Regions from separate parts of the Homo sapiens genome. Here region 2 is linked to region 1. Evidence: read pairs that join two places in POLR2A ChIA-PET (ENCODE). Cell type or tissue: Panc1. All regions are shown on one strand.

Region 1 (4,000 bases):
TGTTTTCAACTGCCCTTGTGCACGACTAAACATTTTCCATCTGTGATTTGCTCAGTTTGTTTTTCATGTTGTTACTAGATTTCCTGTTTTATTTATTGTTTCTGAATCAGTGAACCAAGGTTACCCACTTTCCAAGGGAGGAGATCCTTGGAGTCTGAATCCATATGCTCCTTTTAACATCTTCAGGTTATTAATGAAGACATTTGATAGATATTAGGTATAGTAACAATGGCGCATAAACTATAGCACTTATGTCTACACAATCAGGTAAAATATTAGTTAAAGACATAAGTCAATCCCTATATGTAACTTGAAATCTGTATTAAGGTTATCCAGAGAAACAGAGCCAATAGAATATACGTGTATATATCAGTATTTATCACTGACATTGTTTAGAATTGCCAGTGCCTAATAAAGAGCAACTAAGTATATATATACGTATATATACATATATATACGTATATATATACATATATAAAAAACTAAGTATATCTATTTTATATACACACATACCAAGTATAACTAAGTATACTTATGTATATAAAAGAAAATTTATTATGTGAATTGGCTCATATGACTATATAGGCCAAGAAGTCCACAATATGCTACCTACAAACTGGAGAATCAGAAAAGTCAGTGTTGTAATTCAATCTGGGTCTGAAGGCCTGAGAACTGGGAGCTCACAGTATAATTCCCAGTCCAAGGCCAAAGGCCTGAGAACCAGAGGTAGTGGGGGCAGCTGGTATAAATCTCAGAGTTTGAAAGCCCAAGAATCAGGAACTCTAATATCTGAAGTCAGAAGAAGATGGATACCCCAGCTCAAGAAAACAGAGAATTTGCCCTTACTGCCACTTTTTATACTATTTGGGCCCTCATCAGATTGTATAAGGCCCACCCACATTGGTGCAGGTGGAACTTTGTTATTCAGTCTACCGATTCCAATGCTAATCTCTTCCAGAAACACCCTCTCAGGCACACCAAGAAATAATGTTTTATCAACTATTTGGAGGTTCTTTAACCTAGTTAAACAGACACATAAAATTAGCTATCACCATACCAATAAATCAATTTGGTCATCAAAGAAGCAAAACTCAAAGGAGTAGACATTCAAAAGATTAACTGAGGAATCACCAATGAAGGATAAGTTAAAGAGAGCAGGGGGAGGCAAGAAAAGCATTCAGACCATGAGGCAGGTCTAACACCTATGCAAGGAGAAAAAGTAGGGAAAATTGAAGAGCCAGAGCTTCAGACCACAGCATATTTCTGACATTAGCCACTGACTGCTGGGGAAATGTCTGAGGAAACGTTGCCTGTTCAAAGAACCTTGTACTAAGCAAGTATCTTAATTCTAGGGTTCTAGACCCACACTGTACTCACTGTCTGAGAGCAGTCTGGAATGCCTCATGGATGAAAAAGTACAGTAACTGGAGAGTTTCAAAGAGTTTTACTCTCTTATTTTGCATATGAAAACATTGTATGCAAAAGAGAGTATTGCCTAATTAAGATACATAGTAACTGCTTAAAAAACACTTTTGGAAGAAATATAAAGTCTACAAAGAAACTTAATATAGGGTTTTGAAGAATATATTTTAATTCAGTGGGAACTGGATTGTTTATGTAATAAATGTTATTGATGAGATTATTTAATCATCTGCTAGAAGAAAAGTAGGAATTTTACTTTATTTACTCACTTAAGAATAATTGTCAATCAAGTAAGTAACTAAATGAAAAGGAAAGTAGTAAATATATTGCAAGAATAATAGTAAAAATTTGAAGTGCTATAGATCTTTCTGAACAAAGAAGGTAATTCAGAATCTATAAAGTAAAAGATGGGTATATATTTATGCATACTTGTTATTGTATGGCAAAGGATACCACAAAATAGCTTAAGACAAATAAATAACAGCTAAATATGTATATCATCATAAATTATACAGTTATTACTGCCTATAAACATGTCCTGTAAATTAAAAGACAAATATCAAACTAGATAAATGACAGTTGTCACAGACATCATTAGTCACCATCAAATATTCACCAAGTGTAGCTCGCATATTTCCCAGTCTTAGTTATAGTTAGACTGAGGCCATAGGACTAGTCATTGTGAGAAGTGATAGTTATATTTTGGAGCTAAGGCTGCCATAAGCTGTGTCTCCTCTATAATTCTTTGCTTCTTGGAAGATTATTATTTTCATTCTCTTAATGATTAACTGGTTTTTATTTTCAGCAAGTGATGTTTTAAGGATACAGTCTTAGAAAATTTAAAATAAACAGAAAAAAGTATGCAGTTAATTATTTAATAATGCATTTTCCTTTGCTTTTGGCAAATCTAAATAATATTCCTTGAATTAATCTGAGTAGTCACTGGATGTCACTGTTGCTTTACCACATATGACTGTTTTGTTTATAAAGACAATTATTTAAGGTATTTTCTAAATAAGCACTTTATTAAAAGAAGCAAATCCACATCATAAATATCTGTCAATAATGTTTAGGTCAAAGCCACATACGATATCAAGAATTTTAAAACATTTCATTTTTAAATTTACATGCTATGTGTTTCTTCCTAGGCTTATAGACATGCTTCAAAGAGCATTCATTGAGGAAATTTTACAGTATTAAAGAAGTTATTTGAACAATGACTGCTTTTTCAAAATAGAGAAATAGGCTTTAGGTTACATATGGTGCATGAATAACATTTTACAAATTAAAAATTATAACACACAAAACATTTAAAATGATATGTGCATGTATACTCAAATATTAGAAATGTATATATTTAATATAAAATTGGAATAAGTTTATTCTATAGCTATCTTTCCACTTCAATATGATATATTTACTGAAAATTTTATGTTTAAAATATTTTCCCTTAGGAAAAAAAAAAGTTTGAAGGAAAGTAGTTTATCACAACTACCATATAACTGCAAGAGAGTATAACTACCAGATGAAACTGTGTATACAGATCAGCTTATTTTGCAAAGTGCTTTACGCAAAAACTGTTCCTACACTTGTGCTTCCATGCTTCGAACAGGCCCCACCCACCACCCCATTGTCTGGCTAAACTCTTCTCACCTTAATATCCTTTCCTCAGGGACTGCTATACTGAAACTTATTAGTTACATCATCTTAGGACGTTACTTTTTACTTTTTTTTATTTTATTTTTTTCATTTACCACCCAGGTCATTACCAGTTGAATGTCTACTTACATTACTGGGCTGTAAACTTCCTGAAGGTGGCACAGTATCTGCTTTATTGATTGTTTATATCCAATAGCACATAAAAATTATACATAAACGTGTTAAATAGTAAAATTTCATGAAACAATAACCCCTTTAGCACTGTAAAAAAAAAGTTACACTAAATGTGATTCATAAACATAAAAATATTACTAAAATTTGGAAGGGAGGGATTGGGATAAAGCTCTAAATCTGAAATAAATTACATTTGTCAAATAAGCTTTCAACTATTCCCTGGATTGAAGAACATGTGAATACATATAGGGAGACTTTCAAAACTCACATCTTTTCATACAGCATTTTCTACTGTGTTCTACTTTGGATCATAGATCTACATTTACCGTCACTGAGAAAATAATGATAAAACATTGTTTACATATGCCAATGATCGACTGACAGTGTTAAATTGTAACACAAAGAATAAAATAAATGTATGAAAATACATACTAACATAGATAAATGATACAATAGATAGATCATGTCGGAGAAATGACAAAACTTTCTTACCAAAGAACGATATTCAAATAGTAAATGTAGACAGAAAGAGAGAAATAGAAATTTACCATAGCAATACAAGTGTGTGACACTTTAAAGAGAAATAGCATATCTGCAAGTGTTCAAAATATCTCCTTGAAAATATGTATTACTTACTTAGGTGATTTTTAACATATGTCCACAAATTATTTGATATCCCTCTCACAAGGAGATGATACTTAATTCCCTTCCATGTGTGCTGGAGAAACCTGTCAGGCACCGCTTA
Region 2 (4,000 bases), 95 kb after region 1:
AAAAATGTCCATGACTTCACATCCTCACCCAAACATTTAAATAATTTGATTTTTTATAAGTAATTTCCTATTTTTTTGCCTTTATTTTTTCATTAAAATGTATGGATAGGTGTGCGACATATCTTTTGCAGCAGATGTGAGAAGTTTAAAACATCCTATTAGAAGGAAACCCAGAAAAATGATAAATGATGGTGCTTCACACACAGAGCTATCACAAACTTCACAGAGATACTAGACAAATGGAGTTTTGAAAAAATGTAAATGTCTTTAAGAGTGGAGAAGAAGCGTGTATGTGCTTGTATGTGTGTTTTCATATATATAGTGTGTATGTACATAAATGTATATATGTGTTGGAATATTGGTATATAATAATTATGTTCTTTTCTCTGTATTTATGTAACATGATTAGTGTCAATCAAAATTAGAAAGAAAATACAAAGAAAAATGTTTTGGTTTTGTCTAGTGCAGACGTTAAAAATTTAACCTATTACATTTTCTCATTTGGTAAAATGAGTTAATTATGTTGCATTTTCTTTTCCTTTTATTCAGACTCTCGATACTGTGGTTAATATATTTTTTTTCCAAAGTTCAAAGTTCAAAGGTCAAGAAATATGCAAAAAGAAAATCAAGGATTATAAGCAAATGAAGAAACAGAGGTTACTACAACTCTCTGTCTTGCTTTAGTGATGGAACCATAAATTTTAGCTGAATGGTGGGCTACCAATAATAAAGACTAGAATTCCAGATTTTATTGCAGCAGGTGGAGGACATGTCACTAATTCTGACTAATGTTAAATGAAATGGTAAATGCATGACCTTGTAATGAAGGTACCCTCACAATGGATAGAACACAGCTTTGGTTATGATTCCTATGGACCAGGTAGATTTGAGTGATGCCCCCCAAATGGGCAGAGTAATAAATTAAAAGGAGACTGAATTCCTGACATATTGATATTCACTATATCGCAGGTCACTGTTATTCTGATTCTTTGCTGCAGCAGCTGCACTTGTGTTCTCATTAATGTAGAACATAACTTTATATCTGAGTGCAAATATTCATTCATTCACTCAATTAGCCAGTACCTGTTGAAAGCCAACTATATGCCAGCAGATTCTTATAATCTGGTAATTATACTCTTGGTTGATAAGCCGATATAAGCAAATATGGTATAAATATTATGAATTTAAAGGCAGACTGTAATAAAGAGAAACTCTTCATGCAGGTGTCTTCTCAAGTTGGACCACGAGAAAATTGGAGTTTTGAGAAGGTGCAAATGCCTTGAAGAGTAGAGAAATAAAAATGCTAAATAATAATATATGAACTAGATAATAACATATGAAGAGAATAAAAAAGTATTGAAAATATTATGCTGTCAGAAAGGATAGTCACAAGCGCAAAATAAATGATGGGCAATCAATGCCTCAAATTAATGAAAATAACTTTCCTGTGATATGAGAGACATTCAGAAATTGACATGCATATTTATATATGTACATGAATAAATATAAAAGGTAAATTATGAGACAACAGATGTATAATAAGCCAATTTAAATATATTGTATTACTTTATAGTATTTAATAAAAATTATAAAGCTATCAGAAAATATAAAATGTGCTCTTTGATGAATGCATAGAAAATTCAAATTAATTGGACAAGGGTGGACAGATATAACTGTTGTTTTTATACCAAACATGAAATTTAACATCTAAGGGAGAAATACAACTATACAAAAATGTAATATACTATTCCAAGATAACACTTGTATACATATATATCTTTGATATCACTATGTATTTATTTAGTGTTCAATTTTAACTCTGATCAATATTTACAATACTTTATTTTGATGAAAATAGTCCTTTGAACATTTAGCATAAATTGTATATATTTTCTCTGTATATCTGCTTTCATTTTTTGGAAAATAGGTTTTGACTGTTATATAATGAAGAGATGCCTGAATACTTTATGAATCAATTCATAGCATGTATAAAATGAAATAAAGTATTGACATCTTTCCAAGAAGCAAAATTAACCTTGAGGGAAATTCCGATTCATTTAGAAATCAGACATTGTGAAATTATATCATAATTCCTTCTACAGTAACTACCCTAAAAACCCAAGTAATTTTAGTTTGTGCTTTTAAATCTTTTAATTTAAAAAGATCTTTTTGCAAATTTGTCTCACTCCTGATGTTATGAATTGACTCTTTTATTTCATTACCATAGTCCAGTCAAAACCTTAAAGCAGTTATACACAGCTATGAAATCTAATGGTTTCTTATTAACCTTATTTTAATCCATGCTCTTGATAAGAAGCAATACTTATTCAGAAAGAATTAAAGGATACAGTAAATGTTCAGCCAATGTTTGTTGAATGAGTCATTTTAATGCATGTGTCATGTCTAAACACTGAACTCCATTTAACTGTACTCAGTGAATTGCTATATTGTTGAGATGGATCTTATCTTTACAGAGAATATGAGCAAAATCTTTTATAGGCAGTTATTAATTTGCATTAAATTAGGAATATATTTGAATGTATAGAAACCAATTTAAGACTTCTGGGTGTATACTTAAACATAGAATTATAAAATGTATCTTATAAAGTTGATCTTATTGAAAGCCATTTCTTTCATTTGATCAGTAGATTTCATCCTCTTCTTCCTACTCAAGGATGTTAGTTCTATAATTAACCTCTCTTACATCATAAATTTCTCCTTCTCTATTGGACCATACCCCATTGGCATATAAACGAAAAATGTTAATTATTTTATTTTTTAAAAACACCATAAAATTTTGTTGCACTTCATTGTTTCTCTTTGCAGGAAAACCCGAAAGACTTCTTTACATTTTCATGCTCTAATTCCTCTCCCCCTATTTCTCTCTTCAATCACCAATAAAGGTGTTTGCTCTTTCCAACCCGCTGAAATTCATTTAGTTTACAGTGTACAGTAATTTATAAAAGTTTCTTCGCTTGGCTTCTAGGAAACTCCACTTCATTGCTTTTCATTATACTACACTAGTTCACTGGGATTTTTTTTTCCCCTGATTCTTTCTCTTCTCTCAGCACACAACATTGGAGTGATCCAGGCCTGTCATTGGCCCTTTTCTGTTCTCTAACTACACTCTCTGTTTTGCTGGTCTTACTCAATCTTATAATATTGTATACTATCTCTAATAGCAATTATTCCCACATTTTCAGTCCAGACCATTTCCTGTAGCTCCAGTCTTATATATCCAATTGCATATTTGATAAAACTGATAGGCAAATGGAACATACTATATCTCAAACCAAATAAGCCTGATACCTCCCTACACTGAATCTGTTCCTACCCAGAGCCGGCCCCATCTCATTGATGGCAATCCATTCCACAGGTTACTCAGGACGAAAACCTCACCATCATTCTTTTGTCTTTTTTTTTTTTTTTTTTTTTCTTGACGCAGTCTGGCTACAGTTGCCCAGGCTGGAGTGCAGTGGCATGGTATCTCAGCTCACTGCAACTTCCACCTCCCGAGTTCAAACAATTCTCCTGCCTCAGCCTCCTGAATAGCTGGGATTACAGGAGTGTGCCTGGCTAAGTTTTGTAACTTTAGTAGAGATGGGGTTTCACCATGTTGGCCAGGCTGGTCTCGAACTCCTGATCTCAGGTGATCCGCCCGCATCGGCATCCCAAACTGTGGGGATTACAAGCGTCAGTCACCACACCCGGCCATCACCATCATCCTTGACTTCTTCCCTAATATTCCACATCCAATCTGTCATGACATTGCATTTTTCTCCCAATATACCTAAAATTGGTTCTGATATACCTAAAATTGGATTGGACCCCTCTTTTACGACTTCCGCTTTGTTTACGCCACTACCGTCCCTTACTTCACTTAGTTCACTATCTTCCTAACTGGTCCCCCTGCTTCCCAAGTTGCCTATCTACTTTGTATGATCAACACAACATTCATTGCTGAATCTGATAAAATGTATATTAGGCAATTTATCCCTCT

What was found. Peaks named below come from ENCODE experiments on the same cell type or tissue, not always from the same donor. Only the 100,000 strongest peaks of a DNase experiment are listed, where the experiment ranks them.
Region 2: POLR2A ChIA-PET joins it to region 1 with 8 read pairs; 1 of 35 experiments calls an interaction of 5 or more read pairs at or near these places.

What each region holds. Positions count from the first base shown.
Region 1 is chr2:187,592,607-187,596,606 of GRCh38, forward strand. No RefSeq gene overlaps it. Among named protein-coding and RNA genes, the nearest start is that of TFPI, 40 kb to the left of the region's middle. In Panc1, no CTCF peak of the experiment used is centred here; no DNase peak of the experiment used is centred here; H3K27ac peaks cover 3,565 bases.
Region 2 is chr2:187,687,196-187,691,195 of GRCh38, forward strand. No RefSeq gene overlaps it. Among named protein-coding and RNA genes, the nearest start is that of TFPI, 130 kb to the left of the region's middle. In Panc1, no CTCF peak of the experiment used is centred here; a DNase peak (open chromatin) is centred at 2,406; H3K27ac peaks cover 1,183 bases.